Linked DNA regions of Mus musculus: all the other regions are linked to region 4. Evidence: chromatin loops called from intact Hi-C (ENCODE). Cell type or tissue: left cerebral cortex. All regions are shown on one strand.

Region 1 (8,000 bases), 100 kb after region 4:
GCCTCAGGTCTAACTCTTCTTACTCTAACCCACTGTGGGCCTGTCATGCCAGCCTCCTGTTTGGTCCATGACACACCAGTCACAGTCCACCACATGCTAGCCCTTATTTTTTGTCTCCTTTTTCTTCATCTTGGCGAGGACCCATTGGTTCCACTACAGTCACTTGCTGCCTCCACCCTGCCTCCCCTCCCATAGTTAATTTTATTTGTAAACAGATCACTGCTGCCTCCCAGATATACTATCAAATTATTTGTCTTCCCCCCAAAGTGCATATTTTTCAAAATATAGGAAATTTTCGTGACTCTATTTCCACTATGCAGAAATGTGTCTGGAGTATTACAGATGCTGAAAAGTACCTGTTGTATCCAGAAAAGTCATCCTATGAATGTGAAGGAAAAGGTAAGCCTTTGTAGACAAAATGGAGACACTTTGCTACGAAAACATTTGCTCTATAAGAAGCATCCAAAGTTCTATCAGAAGCCCGGCAGGAACAGTGGAGCTTTGGAGAAATAACAGATGAAAACATTGGAGGGAGCCACAGGAGGTAGACTGATAGACTAAGGACTGTTTCTGTAATCAGGTCCTGCTGAGTTCCTGCTGTATACCAGAGGTCATGGGTCACACAGAACAACTGAAACAGCCAACTACTCTCAAATTCTCATTCTTAAAATGCAAACACAACCTTATTCAGCACCAGAAGCAGTGAGTTGGAAACATTTGTGCTTCCCTCAAAAGAGATGCATTTAGATTTGGACTCAAGAACCTGCTGGGGATAGGGAGTATGTATACAGGATCAGGGATATGGCTCAGGATACAGCAGGAGTACAGATCTTCAACGACCATGTAAACAGTCATGCATGGCACAGGAGCTCACTGGCTACCGTCTAACCAAAATGGCAAGAGTACAGGTTCACTGAGAGACCCCTCCTCAAAACAGCTAAGGTGGAGAGTGACTGAGAAACATCCTGAGGTCAGCCTCCAGTACATGTACACACACAGACACATACACACACACCTTTTATACTTTTAAAGTTGAAAGGCCACTGCAAAAATAGTGTTGCTTTACAAATCAATGCAAACATTTGTTAAATGAAGAAATTTTGGTTTTTGTTTGTTGGTTTGTTGCCTTTGTTTTGTTTTTCTTTTCTCCAGACCCCGTGCTGCTCAGCTAAGAATAGCATTTTCTTTAATTCTGTTGTAACTGGGACCATCTACAGGTCTTACACCACTCTGCTGTTATGAGGCAACTAATGTGGAATTTGACCTGAGCATGGGATTGTCTGAAGTTCTCCCAGGCAATCCCACTCTACAGGAGAGGAGGATGTCTGGTGGGAGCTGGAGCAGGACCTGGAGGGTCTATACGCCTCTCTTCCCTGTCCACTCTGCTGTGTCCCTGCTCCAAGACCTCGTCCTATAGCTGTAAAATACACACTTATGGTTGGCACTACCATGCAGATTTTTGAATGAAATAATTCCCAATGCTTTACACCAAGATCCCAGAGAAAACCATTCAAGTCGCACTAAAGCTCAAGTAAAAAATGTGTTTCTTCCAACACTGCCCTGCAATGTGCTCCTGAAAAGAAGTGAGCTTGCGGGACTGCTCTCCCAGGAAAGGGGATACTCTAAAAAGACCACCCATGCCTCTCCCTTTAGCTATCAGACTGTGTAAAAACAAAGAACCTCAAACACACCCCCACCCCCACCTTCACCCCAAACCAGAGCTGGGAAAGGCTGAAATCCTGGTGCTAGTCAGTGGAGAAACCCACCTCACAGGAAGAGAATTTCACACAGTTCTGACCCCTGGAGAGCAACTGGACCTGAGACTAAGGTGAGTCAGGGGTAGTGGGGGAGGGGTGGGGCTGGGGTTTTCACCTGGACCTGGCCTGCAAACCCCGGGCTTTCCATTTAAGAAGATGACAGGAGATTCTAGTTAAGAAGGGAGATGGCTCGGCTAGTAACTCATCAGTAAGTGCTTATGCATGAGAGTGAGGACCTTAGTTTGATCCCCCAGAATCCACAGAAAAAAGTTGGGTGCAAATCACAAGCTGGGGAGATCTAGATAGGAAGATCCCAGGGGCGTTCTGGCTGCTAGCTAGTCCAGTCCATCCCAGCCTGTGAACTCCAGATTCAGTGAAGGACGGTGTCTCACCAAAGTAAGGCTGAGAGTGATTAAATAAGTCATCCAACATTAACCACTGGGCTGTTGTGTAAACAAGGGTACACAGACACACACACCATACATTTTATGGACTTGGGCATCCATGGACATCTGTATTTTTTCAGCTTCCCAATGAAGCCTCACTGAGGAAGTTTCTTTCCTCTGCTTTTCACTGTCACGCGTCACTTTAGTTGGTATTGGAGGCAGGTGGCCAAGGTTCTTGGCTTGTTGGGGCTGCCTCGGCTTTGTCCCCAACACTCCAGTTAACTGTACAACAAGCTCACTTTCCAGCACTGGAGTCTGTTGAGCTGGGCATTCCAGCAGCAGCCCAGGCACAAAGAAAGCCTTTTCTGAGGAGGAAGGTGTTCTTAGAGAGCTGCATATGGATTTGTGGAACAGGACTTTGAAGCGCTCCCTCTAATCTTGCAGCCTGCGTCACTGAGGATGGATCTCCAAGGCAAGAATCCATCAGATCATACAGTAAGTTATCATGATAACCAGACCTGAAAATATCCTACAATTAAGGCAGCACAGGCAAAAATGGAGTCCAGGATTTACTTTTCTAGTGGGTGGGGCTAGGTAAGAATGGACAAACTAGGTGATAAAGAAAGAAAGCCTAGTGCAAAGAAAAGGAAGGGCCGCAGACCCCACTACATGCTAACAGGGGGAAGAGAGTGCCTATGGCCCCCATCCATAACATAAAAGCTAGAGATCACATCCAGCCTCGAAGCTGCCTCCTGCCTTGCCAGAAGAACACTGCCAGTTCAAAATAGTGCTTAAAACAAAGCCTTCAGATAAACACTTAACTGCCGCCAGCCCAGCTGTCAGGCCCACTATCCACACACCAACCAGCGTTCTGCCTTCTGGTCCTCCCAGGCAGTCCTGCTGCCCACTCATTTGAGCAGTGTCTTCCCTTGAGTCCCTCCCCCACACCCTGCAAAGTCCTCTGGCTGCTTTGAAGGACAGAGCCCAGGCAACGGCATCCTAGAAAAGGCACAGCTAGCTGTCTACAAAGCTCTGGAAAGGAAACAGCAACACCCCAGCGCTTCCTTAGCATTTAAACACACTCACTGTTCTCGCTCCGGTGAGCTGTTGTAAATAATCTTGAATCGCACTGGTGTTGTTAGTGGCTGTGATGTCCACAAACTCCAGAAGACCTTGTTTGAAAGGCAGTTGACTGAGGATTTCTTGGGTCTTTCTGCAGTAGGGGCAGGTGGGCTTGATGAACACGACCACCTTCCCAGACTGGATCTTGCAGTTCACAAACTCCTGAGCCATGCTGACAGGCTGCAGCTTCTCCAGGGAGGAACGTGCAGTTGAAAGTAATGGTCCGGTAATGCAGCGGCGCTTAGCCAGCAGCTCTCATTTAATAAGGAACCTCCTTGGAGGAGGAGTTACCAAGTAGGATGCTTCAGTTTTAAAGGGCCAGCCCCAAAGTCAGTTCATTTTGGTATGAGTCAGTACTTCCTAGGCCTACCATTGCACACTGGCTGTGTAAGCTATAACAGGCTGTCTTGTGTCCTCCCCAAGAACAGAACTAAGTCACCCTCTAGGGTAGCAGAGACAGCGCAGACCAGTTTCTGGGTAGGAGGCCCCAGGTCCTCTTAGAACAAATTCTCTCTCTCTCTTCTTTTGGAAACACGGTTGTTTTGAAAAATAAAAACACAACCATTCAGGAAAGCTTTGGCTCTTCATAGGATGTGGGGACTGCATAGTGATTGGGCCTTGTGGGTTGCACCGGCATGCTTTCTTTGCCCTGTAAGGTGGGTACTTGTGTGATTAGTGGACTTGGTTCTTGACATGTAAAAATGTGCTTGTCTGTACTTTCTCTCTGTCTTTAAAAAGTGGGGTGCCATGCTCTGAGTTCATGGTGAACAATGAGCCCTTTTCAGTGGGGTAGATTTGTGACTGAACTTTGCCACGGGGCCTACCTGTGAAGCTAAGCTTTTTAATAGGTCTCTCTTACTCCAAAAGCCTTAGGGCTGGTGACCTTTGAATAGCAGTTCAGTAAGAAACAAATTCTCCCATAACCCCTGACCTGAGATTCCAGACAGAATGTGGATCTTTTCCTGTCTGACTTGTTTTGACAGTGAGCTGAGGTGCTTTGGGAGGTGGTGCTGAGGTAGATAAGCAAGTCGAAGAGAAAACTCCTGTCAGACTGAAGCACCTTTCCAAGCAAGCAACCAGCTCCACAGTAGAACCAGAGTATCTTACAGGAGGTCAGACTACAGTCATGTCCTGGTGACGGCTCTGGTGCACATTGTGACCAAAGAGAAGTAAACTGACTTCTGGGGGCTGCTTTCTTTGTCACTCTCACTGTTACCCACATCAAATGGCAAAATAACAGTCAGATGGTAATAGTCAGGGCCACAGAAGAAGCGGAGAGAGAGTTCTGCCAACGGAGAAGCGGCCTGGCTGCATGGCTGAGGTGGCTGGCCCATGGCAGGGTTGTAGACCTCTCAGCCCATAGCTTCCCACAATTCTGAACAAGTTTAGGGCTAGAGTCTTAACTTTCTGGCAACCTTCTGATGCCAGCTGTTTCAAGGACCTCTTGAGGGTTCTTGCTGTTCACATGACCCTGGGGAATAAGCACCCAGCTCAGGCTGTTCCTTTAGAGTCTTTCTCTCCTTCTCATTTGTCTGGTCTTTCCCTTCCTCCTTTTCCTAACAATCTGACTCTCTCATCTATCTCAAAGATCATTTTGAGAACCACCATGATCTTCGGTCTCTTGCATTCTGCCCTGTCTCAATATTTGCCACTCCTGTTTTCCTTACCTCCTCTTTGTTGCAATCTGACCTCCTTATCTCTCTCTGCCTGTTGAAATGCCTCAGTTACTTAAGCATCCTAGAACCAGTGTGAATTTATCATGTGCAGAAATGTGGGGACCTCCCAAGAGACCTGTATAGAGTCACGTGGGGCTTGGAGTCTCACTTTATGCCTAACTCCAAACTCCAGACAGATGAAGATCCTTGTCTGAGTATACTGTTTCTATAATTTTACAACATCTGATTTGCAGTCTACTATATTTACCTGAAATCTTATAAATGATAGTACCTGGATACAGGAGAACTCTATTGTCTGTCCTGCAGTTCAGATTAGTTGAGACTAATATCTGAGCCCTTATCTAATATTTAATAATATGTGGACCTCCCCTCCAAGTCTCAGGAAAGCATTGTCTGCTGAGAAGCCCTGCCTTCAGCCTCTCAGACTTAGTGTTCAAACTGCCCAGCTTTCTGCTCAGCCTCTAAGCGCAATCATCTGTCTTATGGCTAGGGCAGAAAGTTAAAGGCATCTTTACTGTCCTCTGCAGTACATGGAATAGCCAAGCTCTCCTAGTTTTGCCTCCTAGATCTGAACACAGACTACTCCAACTGAATGCTGCACTGTTCTTGGGGGCCCAGCCCTCCTGGTTCCTTACTTGGTGTCCTTACACCTTGCAGTCTGCTCTGTGGTACTGCTGGGCAGGCTTTAGACAAGCTAGCACTACCACTTGTGGGGCCTTGATAATACCACGCTCGTCCAGAAGACTCAGGTTTGATTTCCAGCATGCACAGTATGGCTCATCACAGTCTGTAACCTAGTTCTGTAGGATTGCACACTACTTCTGTCTTCCATGGGCACCAGGCATGCACATGATTTACAAACATACATGCAAGCAAAATACCCATATGCATAAGAATGAAAATATAAAAACAGTGACCTATGATGGTTAGGGCACAGTTTATCATGTGAGCTTAGCTGGGAGGCCCTCAGTCTAGTAGGAAAGAAGTGTCTACTCTGCAGTCCTTCTCATAGAGCTAATATAATATGGAGCTGTGTGACTCATCAGACTAACAGAAGGTAACAGCAAAGACAATGGTCCTTATGTGTCTACTCCTGAACTAATTCAATCAATACTTATTAATCAGTTACCCTGGGCCAGACACACAGGTCCTCATATACAATTCCATCCTTAGGAATTCATTAGAAAGTTGGGGATACTGTCAGGAGAATGGTGTGATGCCTTGTATATGCTGGGCTCAGGGAGTGGCATGATTAGAAGGTATGGCCCTCTTGGAGTAGGTGTGAGCTATCAGACCCTCACCCTAGCTGCCAGGAAGTCAGTCTTCTACTAGCAGCCTTCAGATAAAGATGTAGAACTCTCAGCTCAGCCTGTGTGTGACCATGAAAGGTAGCCTAGTCCCTGGCTGACCTAATACTAGAAACCCCAGAGCCCCTGAAGGGATGGTAGGACCTTCACCTGCTCCGGGCACCAGGCCTCTGTCACTGGTCACAACCCCCCATAGATTTGCGGCCATCAGTCATGTAGGGGCAATGCCCCAAGCTCCTCCACGTGTAGATTCAGAAAAGAACATGACCTATGGTCACGTAGGCTAAAGACAGATCTCTAAGCTAATGAGGTACATAGAGGCCTGGAGGGCTTAGCCAATAAACTTTCCTTCCCAGACATCCCTCCCTACAAAAAAGTATTTAATCTCAGGCCCACTCTGAGAAGTAGGGTATGGTTTTATACATCTACTTTCCACCATAACAACAAGTGATTTAGAACCATGGAACTGTCTCTTTTCATCATGATCTGCTGTGGGGAGCCATGGAGAAGGCCTTTACCTACAGAGCTGCTATCTAATCTCCTGTAGAAGGCCTCTCTGTACTCCCTGCAGCTACTGCCACCAAGCCCAAGTCAGCCAAAGACTATTCCCATGGGACCAGCCAAAGGTTACCCCTTGACCCCTGGGCCTGGGAATCCAAGAACCTGGGAACCTCACAGCCCCGACCTCTTTCCAGGCGTGGGGACCCCCGAGTCAGCTCTGTGGCTGAGCAGATGTTGAACTCACAACCCTATATGCCTGCACCATGCCTGTCTGAATGCTGCCATGCTCCTACCTTGATGGTAATGGACTGAACCGGTGAACCTGTAAGCCAGCCCCAAATAGATGTTGTCCTTTATAAGACTTGCCTTGGTCATGGTGTCTGTTCACAGCAGTAAACCCCTAACTAAGACAGAAGTTGGTAGTAGGAGCTGGGGTATGGGTGTGATAGGCCTGACCAGCTTTTGTTTGGAAGAATTTAGATTTGGGGACTTTGGATTAGAAAAGTAGTGGAATGTTTTAAATGGGCCATCCTATTAGGAATATAGAAGACTTTGTTGCTGAGAGTAATTTGAACTGAGCAGACCTGGCTCAAGAGGTTTCAGTGGAGAATTTCAATGTGTGGCCTAGAGACTAGTTTTGTGGGATTTTGGTGGAGAATGTGGCTGTTTTTTGCCCATTTCTGAAGTGTCTAGCTGAGGCTAAGGTAAAGAGATTTATATTGATTACATTGACAAAGTAAATCTCAAAAAATCCAGCCTAGGACAGAACCTGTTCTAGGTAAAGAAAAACTTAAATCCAGGCTTGATGGACCACACCTTTATTCCTAGTGTTTAGGAGACAGGCATGCAGATCTCTTGAGTTCAAAGTCTACAGAACAAGTTCCAGGACAACCAAGCTTAGACAGAGAAGTGTAGCCTCCCTCAGCCTCTAAGCAGGTTGATCCAGACTTTGACCTTGCTGCCACTAAGAAAGAGTTTACCTAGGGTAGAGTATTCTGACCTTGATGGCTCTATTTGCTCTTCTCCGAGACTCTGCTTCCTGCTGAAAGGTCCTTGACACACCCTGTAGATTGCCTAGGGGCTGGCTCCAGGCACCAAGAATGGGCTGGCGGGGGATGGGCCTACCCTCTTTATAAGTAAGGACTCTCAGTAAACTTCAGAGGCCTTGAACAGAAAGGTTTGTTCTGGCCTCTCTTTTCTCTGTCTGATCTCTTTCAGGCCCAGCGGGCCTTTCAGGGGAACCCAGTTCAC
Region 2 (8,000 bases), 120 kb before region 4:
TACATATGTTTTTAGATACTAACCTTTTGAAAAGCAAAAGAGAAAAAAAGGACTTGCTACTCATCAGAGGACTAAGATCCAAGTATTGGCACCCACACAGTGGCTCACAACTTGTGTGTAACTCCAATTCAGGGGAGCCAGTGCTCTTTTCTGGCCTCCAAGGATGCCAGGTAAACATGTAGTACACAGACAAAATGCAGTCAGGACACTCATTCATATACAATTTAAAAAATAATAAACAAATATATTTTTAAAAATACTGGAAATAATATTTTTCTAGCTTGTCTTTTGATATTGACCTGGAGGAAATGTGTATTTTCTTAATTATAAATCTTTGTATCAAATAAATATGATTTTTAAAATTAAAATATTCTTTAAAATGTTTATCAATCTCTATTTTGTGCCTTTTAGAATCTGTGTCCTATTAGAAAGTTCTTCTCTCTGATCTTCATAAAGTTTTGGTTTTAGCCCTTAGATCTTTGATCCATGTAGAATATTTTTCATATTAAACATCTAACTTTAGTTTTCAATGTTGCTGTTTTCTTCAGTTTTGTTTAAGTGCTAAGAGATTAACCTTTTGGGGTGGGGGGTAACTGTACCTTCTCCTACTGCACTTCATCATATAACATCTTAGGTTGAATCATCATTTTTCCTCCTCTGATCTGATTGACCGTATCCAGGTCCCATGAGTCCTTTCTGAGTCTTCTGCTTCTTCCATGTAGACGTCCTGCCAACCTGGGGCCCAGTGCCACATGTAGTATTCTCTTTTGTCCCAGCTACTCTTGTTTAATTTTTTTCATACAAATTTGGACTAATTATCAAAATGTATAATTCTTTTTTTTGTTGTTGTTCATTCACTTGTTTTGTTTCTTGAGACAGGGTTTCTGTGTATGGCTGTGGCTGTCCTGGAACCTAATTTTTTAGATTAGAATGGATTTGAACTCAAAGATCTGCCTGCCACTGCCCTGAGGTCCCCTTTAAAATCCTTTTAAATGACGTAATTAAGTTTATAGCCTAATTTAGAGAGAATGAAGTTCCTGACGACAGAATATAGTCTACTTTCTCTCGTTGTTCACCCCTTGGCATAGAGGCCAGCCTGGGCTACTGAGACCTTGTCTAAAAGGGGAAAAAGAACACCCATTCACAAGGATGCCTGAGCACTATCTCATGTCTTGACTATGTCTGTAAAGCCCTACTGTCAGTGATCCCAATGTGAAGCTGGTGTGAATGTATTCCTAGTTGTTCCATTATTTATTCTGTTTTGTTGTGGAGTATCCACGAGAGAAGACTGGCTAGACATGGATTTAGGCCAATATCAAGCAGGCAACTACACTAGGTGTTCAAAATCCCAATGTCGCTCCAAGCCTTTCTCAGAGTGAGCTTTTAAGCTCAAAAAAGCATGTCCTAGGTTGACATGCTTCAGTTAACAAGAGCAGAGTTACAGAAGCTGAAAAGCAAGGTTAATACATGTTGAGACTTTCTGAGAACTTTGGACTTTAACAGATTAGCCTTGGTTTTCGTTTTGAAAGGCGGTGCTTGTGTTACAGCCTAAATGGTACTACCATTATGGAAGTTGTGCTGAGGCCTGTGGGCCTACTAAGTCTGGGGCCTGTTCAGTTTCTACTTCAATAGGCCATCCTTTGTCTCATTCTTTTTTATTGTCTATGAACACTGTGTTCCTTTCATACTGAACCCTTTTACTATTTCCAGTCACTTTTCCTTTTTTAATTTATTTTTATTGTTATTTATTATTTTTTTAAAATAATGTGTATAATGTTTGTGAGCATGTCTGTGGAGGCCAGAAGACAACTTGGGAATCAATCTCAAGAGGAGGCTCCAAGGCCTGACACTGTTACTGATGCTATGATGTACTTAGAGACAGGAGCCTAGCATGGCCATTCTCTAAGAGGCCCAACAAGCAGCTGACTGAGACAGAAGCAGATACTTACACCCAACCAATAGACTGAAGTCAAGGACCCCTATGGTTGAATTAGGGAAAGGCTGAGAGAAGCTAAGGATGAGGGCAACCCCATAGGAAGACCAACAGTCTCAACTAACTCGGACCCCTGAGACAGTGTGTGCTAGCTTGTCCAACCCCACCCCCACCCCACCCCCAGACACATAGACAGCAAAGAACTACCTGGTCTGGCCTCAATGAGAGAAGATGCGCCTAACCCTCCAGAGACTTGAGGCCCCAGGGAATGGGAGATTTGCTGGGGTATGTGGGGTGTGGGGACATCTTCTTGGAGACGGGAGGAGGAATGGGATAAGGAACTGTCAGAGGGCAGAATAGGAGGGGGATAACGACTGAGCTGTAGAAAAAAAGATTAAAGGTAATATTTTTTAAAATAGGAGGAGGAGGAGGAGGACATGGGGGAGAAGGCCAGGACCAGCTTGTCCTATGGGTTTTGCAAGGCCACAACTGATTCTGGCAACCCAAGCAGCAGTGGTTGCCATTTACCCTGGAAAACAACTATTTTTTTAAAATCAATATTTTATCAAGTCTTTCTAAAGTTCGATGGAATAAACTTTCAGTGGTAGAATCTTGGTATATTATTTATGAGAATATTCCAACAAACTGTGGAATTACTTTGAGAAATAATTGAACTAACGTTTGGTAAGGCAGTCATGGGTTGCCAGGTGCTGCTCAGAAATGAAAGACTGGAGCACACGGTACCAAGAAACTCTTCATTGTAGCCACTGTTCCTCTTCCTTCATGTTCCAGCAAAGAGAGACATCAGCATCCACACACCCTCAGACCCTACTGGGCTCTTCTAGATGATACTGGCACCAAAGGCATGAAAAGCATCTTATGTGATACATTTATAGTCAGGACCAGAACTTTGCTCAAAGTTATCTGATATGCCTTAAATTGGTACTAATTCATCAACTGGACATATATTGACTGATTGATATCTGCCATGTATCAGGACCAATATGAGGATCTGGATAGATAATGAAAAACGACACATGTCTCCAGCCAAAATGATAGACCTTAGGAAAATGAGATTTCTACAGCAACCAGCAGGGTGGTACGAATCCTACCAAGTCCCCCTAATTCATGCATCTGTAGGTTGCAAACATTCCCACAGCTTGGGAAGCAACAGACACCCATTCCTCCCTGGCCCAAGACCAGGAAGTACAAGAAATTTTACTTTCACCATGATTAATTTGATGGATGCACAAACTGATGCTTCCAACGGGAAAAGTGAATTGTTTGTGAAATGAGGCTAAAAGTGGCAGCATTAAATCTAAACCATTTCCTGTGAACTGGATTTCTTTTTTAAAAATTGGCTGCTGTATGGTTTTCTTAGTCACCTTTTCTCTGGGCTTATTGGAGGCGTAGTCCCTCCCAGCAACCTCCCATCTGCTGGAAAACAGAATCAGGAGACAGAGAAGCCCGCGTGACACATCCATCACTAGAAGAAAATACTAGGAAGGACTCAATCCATGAACCACCATTTGTATAAAAATCTGGTAGTACTGTCTTCAGACTGACAAAATGAGTTTTGCATCACTGAGAGGAGAGAGCGGCTGCCATCCCCTGATGCTAGTAAAGAGAGTACTGGAAAGCATCTGCAGACCTCTCTGTTCCTAATTGCCAGGCAAAGGGAGGGCCCATAGTTCTCTCCGGATTAAAGTCCTAGCACTGCAGGCAGAGGAAGGTATACCCCTATCAAAGGCTCACCTAATGACTCTGCTCAAAAAGCTATTACTACTATTTAGGACTGGTTGTAGTTCTGTGGTAGACTGCTGGCCCAGCAGGGTCGGAAGTGGAGAAATAGAGGAACCCTGCTTGGTTTCTTGTGTCCTTGTATTTCTCAAGCTAGCGCAGACGTATGGCATTACAAAAAAAAAAATTCTTTTCTTTTTTTTTTTATCAAAAGTAGCATTTGTAATTTTTCCTGTTAGCAATCACACAATTAATTGTTGGGGGTGGGGATACTATCTCAGCCGAGGAACTATCTATCTCATAATTGATTCTGAGTTAACATTAGTTAGCCTTTGCAGTGGTCACATGCACAACTTTCTTTCTGGCTATATGTCACAGGGCAAGATTTCCAGAGCCTAGAGGTCCACGGATGCCACTGAGGGAGGCGGCTGTGTGGATTAGAAAGATGCTCTGCTGGGATGGGGGGGGGGGCAGTGGGGAGGGGGAGGAAGCGAAAAGCGGAGAAGGTGGAGAATAGGGATCATGTGTGTTCCTCGAATATACAACCCACATTTGAGTGACAAATACCAAGAACAACCTATACAAACAACTAAGCGCAAATCCACGCGTATCCATCTCACCCTGGGTGTGTGTGCTTTTTCAACTAACTTTGGGAAATCGCCGAGACCCAGCGGTGTGGCCCGCGCCACCTCTCATAGACTTTGGCCTTTTAAGCGGTATCTCTCTTTCCTCCGGATTAAGGATGGAAGATCCTTTCAGCCTCGCAATTCTGAATCCCGCATCCAACCTTTCTGTACCCACTCAGCCAAGCTGGAGTCTCAACCTGACTTCTGAGCAAGGAGCCTCTGTCCCAGGACCGCATTCGCCTCCACGCGGGCCACCCAGCCACCGGATCCATCTGGTCTTCTTGGGGATCATCCTGGTGGCCGCGGTAGCTGGCAACACCACTGTGCTCTGCCGCCTGTGCGGCGGTAGCAGCGGACCCTGGCCGGGTCCCAAGCGTCGCAAGATGGACTTCCTGCTTGTGCAGCTAGCAGCGGCTGACCTGTACGCAAGTGGAGGAACAGCATTGTCGCAGCTGGCTTGGGAGCTGCTGGGCGACCCGAGACCGGCTCTGGGCGACTTGGCTTGTCGCCTTTCCCATCTGCTGCAGGCATCGGGGCGGGGCGCCTCCGCCCACCTGGTGGCGCTCATTGCCTTGGAGCGCCAGCTCGCGGTGCGCATTCCTCAGGGCCCTCAGTTGCCAGCACGTGCCCTGGCTGCCCTGAGCTGGCTGCTGGCTCTGCTACTGGCGCTGCCTCCGACCTTCGTGGTGCGCTGGGATGCTCCTCCATCTTCAACCGCCAATGCCTGGCCAGGGAAGCATTGCTGCAGGGGCATCTTCGCGCCCCTGCCGCGCTGGCACCTGCAGGTCTACGCGCTCTATGAAGCTATCGTGGGCTTCGCGGCGCCGGTCGCTCTCTTAGGCTTCTCTTGCGGCCACCTGCTGTGTGTCTGGTGGCAGCGTGGGTCTCAGGCTCCGGTGGCTAGGATGCCCTGGTCGCCCAGTATGGCCAGAGCCTCCTTGCCCAGCGCGTTGCCCCAAGCCAAGGTGCAAAGCTTGAAAATGAGCCTGGCGCTGGCACTGCTCTTCGTGGGCTGCGACCTGCCCTACTTCGCCGCTCGCTTGGCAGCCGCCTGGTCATCGAAGCCCGCGGGTGACTGGGAGAGAGAGAGCCTGGTGGCGGCGATGCGCGTCCTAGAGGTGGCCAACAGCGCCATCAACCCTTTGATCTACCTTTTCTTCCAGGCGGGCGACTGCCGTCTCTGGCGGAGGCTGCGGAGGCGCCTAGGAGTTCTGTGCTGCGTGCGGGAGGAAGAAGCCGATATCAGCGAATGGGCTGGGGACCACCAGGCACTCCACCGCCATCGCTGGCCCCACCCTCATTATCACCATGCCCGGCGGGAGGAGCGGAACCAGGGCTGCCTGCGCCCACCCCCGCCACGCCCCAGACCGCCGCCCTGCTCCTGTGAAAGTGCCTTCTAGGAACTGCTGAACGGACAGGTCCTTGGCCACTGTAGCACAGCCTTCAGACAACGGAGGGTGTAAGTGATCTGCCTAAGTCACCAAGAGTGGAACTGTCTGCAGGAACTACTGAAGCGGCCCGCATCCTGTATGCGACAGTTATTTCCTTCTAGTAAGGGCATGATTTTCACTTCCCGTTAGTTTTCTTCCCTCTGGTTCCTCTCATAACGCCCATTTTGAGGAGACCAAACTCTTGGAAAGTTGTAAAACAAACAAACAAACAAAAAAAAAAACCAAAACAAAAAACTGAGTTCCAGAGTCAATGTTTTTGCGATTCTCTTTTATACTCCCACTACGTTCTAGATTAGACAATTCATTTTAACTAAATTGACAAATTTTCATTCGTTGCTATTATGTTTGTAGTGATTTTGAATTGTGCTTAAATCAAGTGCATCTTTGGGGAGTAGCAAATTTGATGTTCCTTCCGAGAGGAAAATCCCCATAATGCTCTTCCTGGGGAGATCTGGAGTGCTGTTAGCAGCACTGTAGGAAAGTGATCATGCTGTCACGTTAGCGACAGAGCATTTGAAAAATAAAAGCATTTCCCACGTAGCAGCTACAACATTTCTTTAAAACGTAGTAATGTGCTTTCTGGGAGGAAAATAGGTGTGGCTTTTATTTCCAACTTTCACATCAATAAAAACTGAGAATACAGGAGGAGCACATACGCTTCTTTTAGTCCTTTCCAAGCATGCCTGTATTCTGTTAGACATAGAGCTATTGTGCCCAGACCAGCTTCTAAGTTTGTCCACATTAAGCTCCTAAAGGCAAAGTCTTGAGGGAAAGTGTCAATTCGATGTGGCAGGATGGTACTTACTGTTCAAGTGCTCTGAGATCTGCAGGAGAAAGCTCTGTGTAGGTAGAGAACTGTTTAAAAACAAACCTAAACAGGTGAAGTAGAGGCCCTGCCAGTGATCCCAGCACCCAGGCAGGAGCATTGTCTTGAATTTGAGGCCAACATCGACTAAGTAGTGAGTTTTGGAATAGTCTGGACTACATAGACTCTTTGTCTTAAACAAACAAAAAAAATGTCTAGCTTATTCATGTGAGTCAGAGAGGATTAAATCAGGGAACAGTTGATGCATGACCTCTTCCTCTTCACTGTTCTTGCTTCTAAGGGAAGTCGTAGGATTTCTGAGCACCATACAATGTCCTGCACCTGAGAACTCACATCTTTCACAAAACTTGAGTTCTTGTCCATAAGTAAATGTGCCACTAAGAGGCAGAGGGGAAGGGACTGGCTAAAGGTTGTTTACACAAGTCATAATCTGTGAGGATTGTGTTTTGTTCGTGGATAATTATATACTTCTACAACATGTGAAACATAGGAGCCACTCAGTGCAGATTTGTTGCATAATTTAGCAAAACTTGATATAGGTAGGTTACATAAAAGATAAGCTAAAGGAAATCTCCATTCCTCCAGAATACTATTTCTTAGCAGATATACCAGTTAAGCCCATGGTAAGTCCTAGTAGAAGGGACCCAGGTCTGTCCTCCTTTGTACTAGTTGGATATTTGGAGCCTGGAGGTTGGCATCATCTTCCCTGGAGAGGCTAGCTTATCTAGCTGTGAGCTGCCAAGAAATGGCAGGTGCAGAACAGCAGCTACTCAAGGTACTTTTATCCCACTTGCTCAACCCAGCAATAATCCCAAGGTGTTCTTCTATGAGAACCTAGTATGGGTTTCACCTAACAAGAATGTGTCCTTGCGCCAGCTTTCCATGGATTCAACATCATTTCCCCTACTCTCTTGCCCCTGGAAAGAACCTTGCTATAACAGAAAGAAGTCTGTCCAAGGAAGGTCTGGAATTCACTAATGCTCAGAAAACTCTCTAAGCACCTTCTGGGTGAGCTAGCTGGACCTGTTGATAGAAGCCAGACAACCCTGTCTTATATGAGGACATGGATTCTTCTATCTAAACTTGGGGTAAATTTGGCTCTGAGTGTTTGATTCTTAATCTTTTCCACTGAAGGTCAGCTATGTGACAACTTGGTCAAAAGGACCCTCTAGTATATTTCTCAAGCTCCCTCTGCACCTTACTGCTCTGTTCAAAATGGCAGAAGTGAGCATGTTACTCTTGTTCTGTCCTTCACCAGTCTTCTAGCATTGTGATTCATGCAAAGTGAGGCACATTCAGTGCAGAGTAGACAATAGACAGAATCTATTACAAAGTAAAGTGGTCTGTTCTCAAGATCTGAAAGTGGCCAATGGCCCAAGAGACCACTGTGGGGAAAGACTCAATGTATGAGAGCAAACAAGGAC
Region 3 (8,000 bases), 160 kb before region 4:
TTGGACTTCTAAGCTTCAGAATTATGAGAAAATAGTTTTCTGTTGTGGTATTTTGTTATATCAGCCCTTGTGAACTAAACCACAGCCTCTATCCTGAATACTACCTAACCATATAAACACATGCACACATAAAAGATCCTTTGCTCACGGAGTAACTCGGTGATTAACAAAAACATCTATGTCCAGAAGGCAGTCATTAAAACAAGAAGAGACAATCCTGGGGTCTGGTGGCCCATGCCTTGAATCCCAGCCCTTGGGAGGCAGAGACAGGTGGATTCTCTGAGAGTTCAAGGCCAGTCTGATCTACAAAGTGAGGTCCAAGACAACCAGGGTTTGTTACACAGAAAAACCCTTGCCTTGAAAAACCAAAAAAGTTAAAAAAAAAAAAAAAAAGATGTACCACATTTTCTTTATCTATTCTTTAGTTGAGGGACATTTGGGTTGTTTCTAGTTTCTAGCTATTATGAATAAAACTGCTATGAACATAGTAGACCACGTGTCCTTGTAGGATGGGTGATCATTCTTTGGGTATATACCCAGGAGTGGTATAGTTGGGCCTTGAGGTAGAACTATTCACAATTTTCTGAGAAAATACCAAATTGATTTCCAAAGTGATTGTACAAGTTTGTACTTCCATCAGCAACCACATCCCCTCGCTCTACATTCTCACCAGCATATGTTATCTGTCGCTTGAGTTTTTGATCTTAGCCATTCTGATGGGTGTAAGATGGAATCTCAGAGTTGTTTTGATTTGGATTTTCCTTAAGACTAAGGATGTTGAACATATCTTTAATTATTCCTTGGCCATAGGAAATTCCTCTGCTGAGACCTACAATTTGTCCTGTCTCACAATTTGTCCTGCCTACCAGATGTGCAGGAGTAAAATAAAGATAAAGCAGAAATTGAGGGAATGACCACAAAATGATTGATCCAGCCTGAGACACACACCATGAGAGAGAGAGACCACCCCTGACACTATTAATGATATTCTGCTATACTTGGAAACAGGAGCCTAGCATAACTGTCATCAGAGGGGCAACTGATGGAAACAGATACAGAGACTCAAAGCCAAATATTAGGCAGAGCTTGTGTGATACTGTGGAAGAGGGGGAGAAAGAATTGTAGGAGCCAGAGGGGTCAAGGACACCACAAGAAAACCTACAGAATCAATTAACCTGGGCCTATAAGGGGCCCACTGAACCTCCAACCAGAGAGCAGGCATGGGACAGACCCAGGTCTTTGGCACATATGAAGCAGTTGTACAGCTTGGTCTTCATGTGGGACTCCTAACCGTAAAGGCTGTCTCTGACTCTGTGGCCTGTCTGTGGATCCCTTTCCCCTAACTGAGCTGCTTCATCTAGCCTCAATGGAAGAAGATGGACCTAGTCCTGTGGCAATTTTATATACCAGGGCCTGTTGATAGCCATAGGAGGCTTCCTCTTTTCTGATGATAAAGGGAGGGATGGGAAGAGGGGAGAGGAGGAAAGAGGAGGAGACTGAGAGGAGGAAAAGGAAGCTGCAGTGGCTATGTACAGGAAAATAATTAGTTAATTAAATTTAAAAGGTTAAGATTCCAGGAGAAAACAAAAAGAAGTGAAGCAACCTGCAGTAAAGCAATAACTAGCTGAAGACTAGTTAGCAGGACTGAGAAGACTACTATTGGAGAAGAAACAGGAAGGCAGGCTTTTATCAGTGTAATATCAAAGCACAATGAATTAATGAGTAGCTAAAAGCAGAAGACTGTCTTCAGCTCTAAATCAGAACTTTTAATACTTAAACCTCCACGAGTATAGAACGAGCTGCTCAGTGGAAGTTTTCCCACCAGGGAAGGTGAAGTATGGGCTGGACAAGCTAGCAGGGAGGACCTTTATATGCCCCACTTCGTGTCTGATGAAAAGTACTAGAAACCTCTTAGGTTCTAGCAGCCCTTTGAAACTGCGTCCCTAAAATACCTATTCCACCAACCTGCTACAGCGCCTGCTCTCACTGACACCGCAATTACAGAAAGAAGAAAAGGATGTGCTCTGTCCTCAGAACAAGGGCCTGCAGAAACAGAGCCTTCAAGGATCATCTGTGTTCAACGAATCATTACTATGCAAAAAAAAAAAAAAAAAAAGAATACCAAATGTAATTTTTATAAAACTAAGCACCAGTTGATATTGTTTCTGTAAAGTATGTCCTACATTCCAAATTTACTCAACACAATTCTGGGGAGTGTGCCCTGTTTAGGAGGTAATCTACTTAGATAAGCTATTGAAAAGTTATTTAACCTCTCTGTTTTCGCATCTGTAAAGTAGTCTAAGTGAAGATTAAGGAGTACATTCCACGTAAAGCATGCTACACAGTAAATATACAGTAAAGCTTAACAGACACTAAACACATACCGCTCTGTATTAGATGTGTAAGGTGTTTTATTACAATTAATCTGTACACAAGGCTGCCAGATATGAGAGTTGAGATTTTAAATAAATAGCATTACTCCTCCTTTTCCTGCCAGAAAATCAACACAAGTGGTGTAATGTACAATTATATATACCTGAAACTTATCAGTGAATAATTTGACTTGAAAATAGAAACGTGCTTCTTCCAGAATTCTCCAAAGGAATCTAGCAATCAAAAAAAGGAACAGCTGATTATTCTATACCCAACAATGTTACTCCGAGCATACATCAATTAACCGCACACTTCACACAGTCCACATCTGTACCTTTTAGAACCGGTCCCTATTGCTACTCCAAAGACAAAGAACAGCCAAGCTGTTCCGTATCTGGAACCTGAAACTTATTAGGCCCGCTCTTCAACCCACATGAGCATAATCCTTACAGGTCGGCAAACGGAGGAAATACGATGAGGGGGGCTTCCTGACTAGGGTTCCGGAACGCAGCAGAAATCCACACCACTACCCAGACCACACACGAGGTGACCTAGCCTAAAGTCCCATATAGGCACAACCCAATCCAATTCAAGTGACAGAATCACTGCCACCTCATCACCGCCAAGTTCACTTTGTCAGCGAACATTCAGCCCCGCACAAAAGGAAGACAGCCCGTAACATCACGCTCATGCTCAGTATTTTCTCCCCCTAAATACCACTTCTACTGCCTTTAGATTTCAACTTCTGCCAAAACCGAAGCGATCAGAACCCACCTGGGCATGTGGGACTGCCACAAAGTACAAGTCTGAACAACGCATGCGCGCTTCCCCAGACATCGCTTGAGTGAGAGGAACTGGCAGAGCTATCATTAGCTCGAAATTTGATTAAAACGGTCTTCACATGGGCTGAGCGCGATTGGTTTTTGCGCATGCGCCTGCCCTTGGCCTGATGGGAGGTGTAGTTTCTAGGTGCCGCTCATATTTACTTCTGTATTTGTAAGCCAAACTTCTAGTCTTGTCCCTAGAGTCCGGCCCCTGCTCATGACTGGAGAGCAGGCTACAGGAGACCCGCTCAGCAGCCGCTTCTGAACGGCCATGCCCGCGATGCTGTTGCTGTTGGTGTCGGTGGTCGCAGCGTTAGCACTCGCAGCACCGGCCCCCAGAACACAGAAGAAAAGGATGCAAGTGAACCAGGCGCCCAACGTGGTGCTGGTCGCCAGTGACTCCTTCGTAAGTACCCAAAGGACGGGGAGCAGACACCGCCCAGAGCCTGTGGAGAAACATCACAGGGAACAGGACCCTGGGGTTGAGAGGTCCCGCATGCGCACACCTGCAAGCACGCATGTGCATACTAATAAAGTAGTAGAAAGAAGCCAGTCTCTAACTCCTGGGCTTTGCTCCTTGAACTTTATTCACTAGACCAGCAATTCTCAACCTGTGGCTCTCGATCCCTTGGGAGAGGTCGAGTCACCTTTTGCAGAAGTCACCTAAGACCATCGGAAATATCAGATATTTACATTACAACTCATACCTAACAAAATTACAGTTATGAAGTGACAACAAAAATAATCGTATGGTTGGGAGAGTCACCATAATATGAGGAACTGTATTAAACTGTTGCAGCATAGAAAGGCTGAGAACCACTAATCTAGACATTCTATACTTGTGTTAGCACTGATTTAAAGAAGTTATTTGTGTATGCATCACCTTAAATTTGATTTAAATTCATATGGAAAGTGAAAGGACCTCGAATTGGGAAGGGGAAAAAAACATGAAAAAGAAGACTGATTTAAAAAAAAAAAAAAAAAGCTTTTAATTTCAAAACTAATGGTAAAGCTACAATAGCCACAATAGTACTTTACATGCAGAACAATAAATATTCAGACCAGTAGAGTAGAATTAAGAGTCCAGAAATAGTCTTATAAACAAGTAGTGCTGGAAAAGTAAATATATACATGGAAAGGAACAAAATTGGGTCCTGCCTTCCACCATGTGTAAAAACAAAAGTTAGTCAATGATTTAAATGTAAAAGCTAAGGCTATAAAACTCCTTCAAGACAATGGAAGTGTAAATTGTCATAATCTTGGTTTAGGCAATTTAAAATGAGCCAAGGATTTGAAAAGACATTCCTACACAGAATATACACAGATAGCCAATAAGCCCATCATAAGAAGCTTAGATTCATTAATCATTAGGGAAATGTAGCTCAAACCAATTGATCCCCATAAGGATAGCCAGAATCAAAAGGCATAAAAATAGGAGGAAGTCATGTGAGATGATATGGGAAGAGCCAAGGGTGGGGAGGAGGGAATGTGGAGGTAAATATGATCAGAGTATGAAACTGTTGTGCTTGGCCTGTTGTTTTTTACAGTTAATATGTCAGTTCTTTAGTACACACACACACACACACACACACACACACCATAAACAATAACCAGAGTTAATGAGAATATGGAGGAATTAGAAACCTCATACACGGCTGTTGAGATGCTTTGTAAAGTGGTGTGGCCACCTTGGAAAACCATTTGACAGTTTTTACAGTGACTAACTATAGAGTTACTATGCAATGCAGCAATTCTATTCCTAGATATGTATGCTTGTGTTTGTGTCCAAGAGAAATGAAAACATAGTCTGCACCAAAGCTTCTACATGACAGGATTATTCTAGAAGATGAGAAGTTAAAACAACCTAGATAGCCATGTACTGGTAAGTGTATAGATGGAATTTGGTAGTATTATTCAGCAACCAGAAAAGAAATCCAAAACTCATGCTTGTTACAGTGTGACTGGACCTAGAAAACTATGTCCTCAAAATAAATGATGACAGACTATATTTTATATGAATCCATTTATACGAAATGTCCAAAGAAAGCAGCTATGTAGAGACAGACAGCATGTTCGTAATTGCCTCAGTTTTAAATGAGCCCAGGGTGAAGGCTAAGGGTGCTCCTGGGAATAATATAAATGTTCTAAATGACTTTCTGGATACACTAAAAACCTTTGAGTTGCACGTTTTAAATGTGTAAGTTGTATATAAATTATATCTGGATAAAAAGCACTTCTGCCTGGACCTTAAAGGACAAGGGCACCCCCTACAACCCTGCTTCCACACACACTGCACCTCCCCACTGTTGCAGCCACACTGGTTTCAGAAGTAAATAGCGGGACAGGAATATATACTGTGGAATCTCCCATAATATAACTTGACGTGGTAGATAAGTAAGATAAGGCACACAATATGCTAAGGCCTTGCCATAGCAGATAAGTCATTTTTTTACTACTTAACAGGATAATGCTTTTTCTAGCTAGCTTTAATTGTCAATTTGATAGAGCCTAAAGTTATCCCAGAGATATTGCCTAGATCACTAGATCACACTGACCTATGAGCATGTCTGTGGGGGAATCTCTTGTGATAAAACATTGTAACTGAACACATGCTGGGGAAGAAAGGTTTTGTTTCATCTTTAAAGTATCAGGTCACACTCCATCCAGTCAGGCCAGGAACTTAAGGCTCAAGAACTGCAGCAGAAGTCACGAAGGAAGACTGCATACTGGCTTTGCTCCTGTGGCTTCCTCAGCTGGCTTTCTTATATAACCCAGGGCTACCTGCCCTGGAGTAGCGCTGTGTACAGTTAGGTGAACATTCCCACACCAATCATTAATTAATCCCATATTAATCAAGAAAATGCTCCCCCATACTTGCCCACAGGCAATCTGATAGTAGCATTTTTTTTCATCTGAGGTATAATAACTCCAGCTTGTGTCAAGTTAAAAAGGAAGAAGAGGAAGAAGAAGAGGTATATCTGAGGTATAATAACTCATCTGAGGTGTAATAACTCCAGCTTGTGTCAAGTTAAAAAGGAAGAAGAGGAAGAAGAAGAAGAGGGAGAGTGCCTTGATTATTCATAGGTATAGGAGAGCAGGGGGCATTGTGAGCATCAGTATCTCCTGGCCTGTCTAGCTTACAGCCTGTCTAGTTTATGGCCTGTCTAAGTGGTTCTGGGCTATATAAAAACACTAAGCATAAGACTGTGAGTGAGCTAGCCAAAAACCAAGCCAACACACAGTGTTCCTCCATGGTTTCTACTCCTCAAGATCCTGCTTAATTCCTGCCCCAACTTCTCTCAGTGATGGACTGTAGCCAGAACTAATAAACCTTTCTTCCATAAGTTGCTTTGAGTCATGGTTATGTTTGTGACAACAACAGAATCAAACTAGAACAGTGCTTGAAATCTAAGCTTTTCCTTTGATCCTCCTTGTCCCAGAATGAAAAAGAACTAAATGCCATGCCATAATTCAGAAACAGCAATTAGAATTTATTGAAATGTATAGCTATGTGTGGGATGCAGATCACATGGGACTCCTCTTGCATGCACAAAGCTCTGGATTCAATTCCCACCACCACACAAAGAGGTTGCAGTAATGTATGCCTATGATCCCAACACTCAGGAGATGGAGTCTGAGAATCAAAAGTTCAAGGTCCTTATAGCAAGTCGAAGGCTGCCTAAGATACATGAGACCCTGTTTCAAAGGATAAGGTGTATATGCATGTATATACACAAATACACACATATAATTCATATAAGTATCCAAATGTAGTGGTTTGAATAGGTACGGCCTCCATAGACTATGTGTTTGAAAGCTTGGCCTATGGGGAATGCACTATTAGGAGATATGGCCTTGTTGGAGTAGATGTGGCCATGTTGGAGGAAGTGTGTCACTGGGTGTAAGCTTTGAGGTCTGCTATGCTCAAGCTACACCCTGTGTAGAATCCAGTCTCTTCCTGGCAGCCTTCAGAGCAAGATGTAACTCTCAGCTCCATCTCCAACACCATGATGGCCTGTATTCTACCATGCTTCTTACCATGATGATAATGGACTAAATCTCTGAAACTGTCAGCCAGCCCCAATTAACTGTTTCCCTTTATAAGAGTTGTCTTGGAAGCCGGGTGTGGTGGCGCACAACTTTAATCCCAGCAACTTTAATCCCTCTGCCCGGGAGGCAGAGGCAGGCGGATTTCTGAGTTCGAGGCCAACTTGGTCTACAAAATGAGTTTCAGGGCTACACAGAGAAACCCTGTCTCGAAAAACCAAAAAAAAAAAAAAAAAAAAAAAAAAAGTTGCCTTGGTCATGGTGTCTCTTCATAGCAATGAAACTCAAACTGAAACATAAAAGTTAATTTGCTACTGTTTTTTTTTATCTCTGCTACAGTGTATAAGTTTTATGGATATGAAACTATTTTAACTCACCATTGTATCCTTAGATCTTGCAAGATGCCTGATACATAAACACACATGTCAAGCATTTAATGTTTATTAATATAATTTTTAAATTATTTCTTTATCCTCCAAAAGAGCTTTTCAAGAAGTTCTTTAACTTAATTTTTGTAAATGGATTTGAGCATAACACTTTCAATTTTTATTTGAGCACTGGATCCTTAATAACATACCTCTGTGGTTGTTTTTTACTCTTTGTGAGATTTTGAACAAACATCCTGAAGTCTTTTGGGTTGTAAATTTTGTATTTAAAATTAAAGGAAATATTTTTTTGTAGCATAATCAGCAGTGGTTGAATTTCTTTATTTCAGGATGGAAGACTAACATTTCAACCAGGAAGTCAGGTAGTAAA
Region 4 (8,000 bases):
TTCTCTTCCATATTGGCTTACTTCACATAGCACCACATCGTTAAGGATCATCCATGGTATAAGATGTGATGAGTTTACCTTCATTTACAAAAGCTAGTTCATAACTCATTAACCATCTATAGTCTCAACTGCTCTGGAAATTTGATCTAGGAAGACTGCTTAGTAAGCCCAAGGGTTCTAGATCAGCCTAGGCAGTACAGGAGAAAACAACTCAAAAAAAAGGTTCATATTTACGTAAGCTATATTCTTTTTTTTAATTTTTTATTAGGTATTTTCCTCGTTTACATTTCCAATGCTATCCCAAAAGTCCCCCATACCCTACCCCTTCCCACTCCCCTACCCACCCATTCCCACTTTTTGGCCTGGTGTTCCCCTGTACTGGGGCATATAAAGTTTGCAAGTCCAATGGGACTCTCTTTGCAGTGATGGCCGACTAGGCCATCTTTTGATACATATGCAGCTAGAGACAAGAGCTCCAGGATACTGGTTAGTTCATAAAGTTGTTCCACCTATAGGGTTGCAGATCCCTTTAGCTCCTTGGGTACTTTCTCTAGCTCTTCCTTTGGGGGCCCTGCGATCCATCCAATAGCTGACTGTGAGCATCCACTTCTGTGTTTGCTAGGCCCCGGCGTAGTCTCACAGTAAGCTATATTCTTTATCTATTTATGCACTTCAGTGTCATGGTGTTTGACTGGTGGGCCATTAGACTGATGAGACCGTATACTTTCTTTTGATCCAAGAGGAACTGTGACTCTGCACATTTGCATCTTTCAGGATGGTTATTTCCAGAAACTACAAAACATTGTACTTGGACACAAAGGAAAAAATTTATTTATTTATTTATTTATTTATTTATTTATTTATTTAGGACTGGGTCTCACTATGTAACTGGCTCTTCTGGAGCTCACGATATAGCCTGGGCTGGTTTTGTTTTTGTTTGGTTTTGTCTTTACTAGTGACTCTAATTACAGCTATTTGGGAGGCTGAGGAGGGAAGACCTATCTCAAAGAACAGAGAGGACTAAGTAAACTACATAGAGAACGCCCCCTGCCCTGCCCTGTCTATGGACAGGAAGCTAATTCTGTCTCAGCTGAGCAATACTGATTCCTAATAAACAGTTGTGGCCATCTCCCAGCTTCTTGTTTTCCTCAGTCTTCCCAGGACCTTTTAAACATCTAGTTCTCAAAACAGGTCCACTTAACAGAGAAAACAAGCCCAATTTCAAAGCAGAGCAAATAATCAAAAAGATAAACAAGAACTCTTAACTGTGTGTGAGATGCTTGTGAGAATTTTAATATTTATGAGGGAGCCCCAGAGTAGCCTTTGGCCTGTCCTAGTATTAGCAGTCCTCATGGTGTTTTATACTGGAGGTAGTCTGAGGCCCTTTTGGGGCCTCCACAAGCTTTACTTCTGTGTGTCATCACGAAAGAATCTAAAATATCCTTACATTAACATGATCCTTCTTTTTCAGTGAGCTATTATTAAATAATGTAACTGGAATGTGTACTGAAAAAAATCCAAGTAAACTGCTACAACTTTCTTTTTTTTTTTTTTCTTTTTTTTTTAAACCACACACATTAAAAATCCCAACACTTCAAATTCCACAATCTTGGTTAAAATATGCCAAATATAGCTTGCAATAGTAAATGACCTTTCCAAAGTGGCACCCGCAAATTAATTGGTGCGTGAACAAAGAACCTTTTCTGCAGCTGCATGAATGTTGCCTTTTTTTTTTTTCCTTCTTCACAAGTACGATTTTACAAAACAGCCAAAGCGCATGTTGTAAATTGACAAAACGATAACACACTTTCTGCGAAGGCTGGGGTGGGTACGGGACCGCGGGGTGGGCAGGGGGCTGCCTCCTGGCTGGGCTCTCTTCTGGTCCCCGGCGGGGGCCAGGCCGCCCCTCCCCCGCTCCCGGCTCAGGTTTCAGCCTTCCGAGTTGAGGAAACTTGCTGCAGGCGGATTGGCGGCGAGCTGCTCCCGGGCTCCGGCGTCGTCCCCGCGCCCACCGCTCCTTTGTGTCCCGCGGCCTCGGCCAGCAGCCAGCTCCCCCGCGCGCCGGACTCTCGGGGCGACACGTGCGGGCCTCCGGCCCCGCCGAGCGGAGGCGGAGCCCGGGCGGAGGCGCGGCGGCCAGGAGCGGCGACCAGGGACCGCAGCGCTGCCAGCGCCCGGCCGGCCGCTCACTCCCGGCCCGCTCCTCTGCGTCGGTAGCGCCGCGTCGTAGGAGCGGGAGGGCCGCGGCCGGGGATGAGCTGACTGCAGTGAGAGCGTCGCCCGGGCCCCCGCCAGGCCGCCCGCTGCCATCTCCGCGCCGCCCTGCCAGCCGCGATCATGTACGTACGCGTCGCCGTTCTGCCACGGTCTGGGTCCGGGACGTGCCACGCGCCCTGGCTGTACCCACCCGCTCACCGCGCCCCTCTCGGCCCCGCAGGTCCATCCACATCGTGGCGTTGGGGAACGAGGGCGACACGTTCCACCAGGACAACCGGCCGTCGGGGCTCATCCGCACATACCTGGGAAGAAGCCCGCTGGTGTCGGGGGACGAGAGTAGCTTGTTGCTGAACGCGGCCAGCACGGTCGCGCGCCCGGTGTTCACTGAGTACCAGGCCAGTGCGTTCGGGAACGTCAAGCTGGTGGTGCACGACTGTCCCGTCTGGGTAAGGGGCAGTGGCTGCGCGGTGCCCAGGAGGAAGGAGCTTGCCTTTTTGGATCCCTCCTCCCCTTGTTTCTTAATTTCCTGATTGCCTGGAGAGTTTTTTTAGTTTGTTTTTGTGTTTTTACATTTTTTGGCAAATCCCATCCTTTGTTACAATTTGGAGGTGGTGGGGGCAGCCCAGTCACGTCTGTAAGGTAAAATGGCCCCAGGGCAATATAGAGCCGTTACTGTGTTTCAAGACTTGTTCTTTAGTGGATGGACAGCTGACAGTTGAATGTGCCAACCCCAAACAGGGTCGCGAAGTTCCACTGGCCAAGAGTCATGTTTTCATGTCCACCTCGTGGAGGATAGGGAGATGTGTTCTATAAATACTGCCCTTTACAGCTCAACGTAGGCAAAAATACTCTAGACAGGGACAGGTCAAAAATAGTATGGGAACAAGGGAAAAAAGAATGGGATTTGAGAACTAATTTTAAATGGCTTATTTGTTGATTATTAACCTCTGAAAAGACTAGTTTTTAATAGTGCTAATGCTCATATATTAGCCTTTTGTTTTAGTGGTTAATAAATTGGAAATACCACTAAGAACTTAAATAAATCTTCATGTTTATGATAGTTGAATAAAATAAGTCTTAGCTTGTCTCTTGAGTAGCTTGACTCTGAAGTGTTTGATAAAAGGACAAAGAAGACAGCTCCCTGACTTACAAATATCTTCATAACACAGTAGCACTATGTATTTCAAGTGTCTTCATTTAATTTTAAATCTGTGATTTCTTGCTGATATTGTAGTTATATATTTTTCAGCTAAAGATTACTATATATACATAATATATAAATGTTTAAACTTTTGGGTCTTAAAAAAGGTACAAATTATGTGAGATTTTTACATTAAAAAGACAGTTTTTTTTTTAAGAAAACTACCAGAGCTAAGGAGAACTAGCATACTTTTGAATAGAAATGTGTAAAAAGTAAAGAGAAAATTTTCTTGAGCATATTTTCCTATTATGGAAAGAAAGCACTCTTTAACTGGAAACTCATATCAGTGTGCTGAAATAAATGAAAGGATGCTACCTAACCTTCAAGTATGACAGTGATGACAGTATCAAAAGATGCCACTAGGGAGGACTGGTAGGCACAGTTACTTTGAGCCCTTTTATTATGAAAGATTTTGTAGCCTAAAAGTATTACTTATTCAGTATACTGTTGAATAAATGTGCAATGAATCAATGGAGTAGACACAGAAAACATAAGAGAAGATGAATTAGGATGTTGGGATTTGCTTTTTGTTTTGTTTTGTTTTAATTTGAGAGTTAACCCTTTCCTGCCTGTGTCCATTTAGCCAAGAGCCAGCCATTTTATAAGAATAAAATAGATAACACAAAATCTTCAAAATGGGTGAAAAATAAGCTTTGTGGTCTTGACTCTTGTCACATCTTGACTGTCATGGTTTATAAAGGGAATTCCAATTGTGTGTGCTCACAGTCTGTGACGACACATTCGTCACTGGGTACAACTTCCCAGATTGGATGAGCCCTCAAGCGCAGTGAATTAAATAGGCAGTTATTCACTCTGAGCTTCTGGGTCTTCCTCTTGAATGCAAGTAAATTCTGCCAGAAATATGAAGGTTGGTGATGCCTGTCAGCTGGGACTGGCATATGTACTGAGTCGGAATATCAAACAGCGCTTTGGACAACAAAAGGAACAGCTTTCACACCCCATGCTCTCACTATATGTGGTTTTGGTAAATTGCTCACCCCCCTCTCAGGCTTATTTTCCCTATCTATCCTAGAGCTGTGCTGAAGGGTAAAGTCCCAAGTATGGTGGCTCTAGGTGCTCCAAAAGCGATAGCTGCCATAATAAAGTGCATATTACAGCTTTAGTGCAGTCATATAGTACTTACACTAAGCATGGGAGAGTTTCTCATGTCAGTCAAGATTTACACCAGTGCAGGACCTGCACACACTCATCAAACAGAATGAATCAAGTTCTTGTTTCCCTGTAGGAACTTAGATTTTGTGTTTTAAAAGATAAGCTTGACTCTCCAGTGTGGGCCCCCTCAAGTTTGTTGTGTAACATCCCAGGGAAATCCTGGAACTGATTTACAAGGGCTGGGACACATGGATTTCCTCATATTTCTAGAAACCAGTGGATCATTTTCTCTGTGATGTAGCCTAAAAGGAAGGCGTTGCTGCTGCCATGGGGTTGGAAGGATCTGGGAGAGCTTCCCTTTTTTCTAGTTACTTTCTGTAGCTGGCTGGCCCTACTCTGGCTGCTTGCCATCTATCTTGACACTTTTAAAAGAAATCTGTTTCAAATTCACTAGATAAAGTTCATGGCTTATATTCTCCTACCTCTCTCCTTTGTAGTCATATTATTATTTAATTTCATATTTCTAGATTTTTGTTTTCCTCTCTGTAAAAATTATGTTCTAATGCAATGAGGTTAGCTGGACCTCCTGGCTCCTGCCTATAATCCCAGCTCTTGGGAGGCAGAGGAAAGAGAGTTATCAGTTTGGGCCAGCCTGGGCTACATTAGACAGTCTCAAAGAATTGAGAAATGAATGAATGGATAAAAAAATGAATAAACCATGATGTTTATTACTATTTTCTTATACAGGGCTTGAAGCTCTAGATTGTGTTACAACTAAGTGTTTGCAGTTGTCTTAGCCTCAATACCACAGAGTAAATTGCTACTACTTAAGCCCCCTTTCCCCATGTTTTCTCTTAATGCCCCCCCCCCTACCCCCACATAATTCTCTGATAACTCTGGATTCCTAACTACTGGAATGTGAAAACCACTTTCTACCTTGTTTTCTAGGTGTTCAATGGCTGTTGGGTTTGAATCCCAGGTCTCTGATGTTTTCTTGTTATTACTGTTACCCTTCAGCTTCCTTACTGTGTTTCACTTGCATATTCTGAATGTGAATATTTACAGATATGCTTAGACCTGTGAGAGTTTGCATTTTGTTGACTTGGGAGTTAGGTGTTCTCATCTTTTTGAGCTATATCGGTGTGGCCACTTCTCCCCGTGCCCGTTGCCCCTTATACCCTAATACTATATCCTGAATTGTCCTCAGTCAGACCCTGATAGCTCTGTTTGCCTTCCTATTTCTGTTCTTTTGTGTTCTCTTAGTGTTGTTGATAATTTGTCCCTATTTAAAAATTCTGCAATGCAACTCTCGTTCTCAATAGACTTCCTAAGGAGGTTAGGTATGGAGATGGGACAAGAACCTCTCTCTGTAAACAGGCATTTCTGTCATAGGCTAAAAGCTCTGTCACGTAGATATTGCTTGATTGGAACATTCACAGATCGAGGTGTGAGCATTCCTAGTCCAGCACTTTACTCACCTCCTAAGCGTTCCACCAACTGGAAACCAAGCATTCACAGTCTATAGGACCATCCTTAATCAAACCACCATGTCATTTAAAAATATATTTTCATAACTTCTAAAAGCCAACATACATGGAACATTTACACGAACAGTTATAATTATAACTGATATGACAATGAGTTTGGGGAATGATTTGAAGATAAACGAACTAAATGTTGACGTTTGCATTTTTGTTTAGGACATTTTTGACAGTGATTGGTACACCTCCCGAAACCTAATTGGGGGTGCCGACATCATTGTGATCAAATACAATGTAAATGACAAGTTTTCATTCCATGAAGTAAAGGATAACTATATTCCAGTGATTAAAAGAGCATCAAACTCAGTTCCGGTAATCATTGCGGCTGTTGGTACGAGACAAAATGGTAAGTATGCAATTTTTTTTTGTAATGAGCATGCAAACACCATGTTTACAAAGAAGAGTTGATTAATGATTAATACAGTTCTGTTTGAAAATGGAAACAACTCATTGTTCTTTAGATACCAGATGGGAGATTCACAAACTTCTACTGTGGTTTACATACAAATCTTCCCTTAAGTTGCTCTCCTACTGCACATCAGTAATTGTGTTCTTTTGACATACGAAGTGTATTATTAGACTGGCTTTGAGCCTAAATAATATCTTATTGACTATCTTAAGGTCCATTCCATGGGCAAGGCTACATTCCCCATGCAGAGATGTGTGCATGTGAGCAGGATGGTTAGACAGATAACTGGGAGTGAGTGGGACACACGCACAGCTCGGCCCAAGAAAGGGCTGTTTATTACAACATGCTTGGCAGGTTCCGATGACTCAGTCCGTCTCAGACTGTGCTCTTGTGCACAAGATCATCAGCTATCTCAAGGACAACCCAAGACTCATTTTGAATTGATAGTATCTTCTAAATGTACTCAATGGCATTTCCTTAGTCAAACAGTCTTTAAATTTTAATTCTTTGTTTGAAAAAAAAAACTTTTGAGATCGTGGTCTAGCAAAGTGTCTTAGTTAGGTTTCTGTTGCTGTGATAAGGCGCAAAGGAAGTTGGGGCTGTTGCAAGTAATTCCATCACGAAGAGAAATCAGGACAGGAACTCAAGCAGGGCAGAGATCTCAAGGTGGGAGCTAAAGCAGAAGCCGTTGAGGAGTGCTACATTTTGGCTCACCCTTCGTGACATGCTAAAGCTGCTTTCTTACAGAACCAGGACCACCAAACCAGGCGAGGTAGATCCCACATGGATCTGGGGCCTCCTACATCAGTTATCAGCCAGGATGTACCACGGGGCATTTTCTCAATTGAGGTTTCCACTTCCAAAATGACTCTGGCTGCTATCGAGTTGACATAAAACTAACCAGCACTGTAAGGAACCCATGGCTTGCTAACCCAAGAGTACGGCTTAATGTGTTTACTTAAGTGTAACATCCTCTGTAGAGGACGCTGTTGCTCTCTGGCTTCTGATGGTCTTGCCTGTCCCTGAACATCACACATACAGAGTTGCACAGTAGGAGTGTGTGCATACTCCTTCCTCATTTAACTGCTGTATATTATGCCATTGCATAAATGTGCCATGAACTATGTCTACACTGTCCTTCTGATACTTGGGTTGTCCCTTCCAGGGGATTGCTGGCCAGGTATGTTTCACCCTAGTACTTACAGAGAAAACAACCTTGACCTGCCCTTGGCCTCACATTCTCAGGACTTCTCCAATTTTTTTTTCTTTCCGATTCACGATTCTTGAAAGAGTTATCCTTAATTCTTGAGACAGTTTCCCCCAGCCTCTTGGAGCTTCCCTTCAGCTGTTGTGTTTGCATTAAGCTCTCCAGGGTGAGCATTAAATGCTTGTTTGTCAAATTTGTTGCACTTAAGTCACAATTCTCTCTTTGAAATTATCCACACACTTCCTGCTCCACTACCGGAGCTACTGTTTCCTGGTGCTTCTAACCTCTCCCCTCTTCTCTGGTGCCCTCCCT

Evidence for each region. Hi-C counts contacts between places; a loop is a spot of excess contacts. Peaks named below come from ENCODE experiments on the same cell type or tissue, not always from the same donor. Only the 100,000 strongest peaks of a DNase experiment are listed, where the experiment ranks them.
Region 1: a loop joins it to region 4, with 5 times the contacts of the local background. A loop is called at or near these places in 2 of 42 quality-filtered maps.
Region 2: a loop joins it to region 4, with 2.5 times the contacts of the local background. A loop is called at or near these places in 2 of 42 quality-filtered maps.
Region 3: it touches region 4 in a loop (8-fold over the local background); 7 of 42 quality-filtered maps call a loop at or near these places.

Annotation. Positions count from the first base shown.
Region 1 is chr13:75,835,405-75,843,404 of GRCm38, reverse strand. It overlaps Glrx (glutaredoxin), which reads right to left and starts at 3,519. Exons shown (of 3, transcript NM_053108.4): 1 at 3,230-3,519. The coding sequence starts at 3,436. Gm41005 (a long non-coding RNA gene) reads left to right here and starts at 2,337. Exons shown (of 2, transcript XR_873685.2): 1 at 2,337-2,638. In left cerebral cortex, no CTCF peak of the experiment used is centred here; DNase peaks (open chromatin) are centred at 2,568, 3,068 and 3,519; H3K4me3 peaks cover 2,898 bases; H3K27ac peaks cover 1,728 bases.
Region 2 is chr13:76,053,240-76,061,239 of GRCm38, reverse strand. It overlaps Gpr150 (G protein-coupled receptor 150), which reads left to right and starts at 4,244. Exons shown (of 1, transcript NM_175495.2): 1 at 4,244-6,389. The coding sequence starts at 4,416. The coding sequence ends at 5,699. Arsk (arylsulfatase K) reads left to right here. Exons shown (of 8, transcript NM_029847.4): 8 at 1-818. In left cerebral cortex, a CTCF peak has its summit at 4,830 (motif pointing right); DNase peaks (open chromatin) are centred at 4,840, 5,464, 5,732, 6,374 and 1 more place; H3K4me3 peaks cover 1,982 bases; H3K27ac peaks cover 1,936 bases.
Region 3 is chr13:76,093,977-76,101,976 of GRCm38, reverse strand. It overlaps Arsk (arylsulfatase K), which reads left to right and starts at 3,317. Exons shown (of 8, transcript NM_029847.4): 1 at 3,317-3,603; 2 at 7,960-8,000. The coding sequence starts at 3,469. It overlaps Ttc37 (tetratricopeptide repeat domain 37), which reads right to left and starts at 3,243. Exons shown (of 44, transcript NM_001081352.2): 1 at 3,148-3,243; 2 at 2,537-2,606. In left cerebral cortex, no CTCF peak of the experiment used is centred here; a DNase peak (open chromatin) is centred at 3,272; H3K4me3 peaks cover 1,939 bases; H3K27ac peaks cover 960 bases.
Region 4 is chr13:75,937,870-75,945,869 of GRCm38, reverse strand. Rhobtb3 (Rho-related BTB domain containing 3) reads left to right here and starts at 2,046. Exons shown (of 12, transcript NM_028493.2): 1 at 2,046-2,339; 2 at 2,438-2,663; 3 at 6,232-6,418. The coding sequence starts at 2,338. In left cerebral cortex, CTCF peaks have their summits at 2,994 and 3,772; DNase peaks (open chromatin) are centred at 2,384, 2,534, 4,253, 4,776 and 1 more place; H3K4me3 peaks cover 2,533 bases; H3K27ac peaks cover 1,396 bases.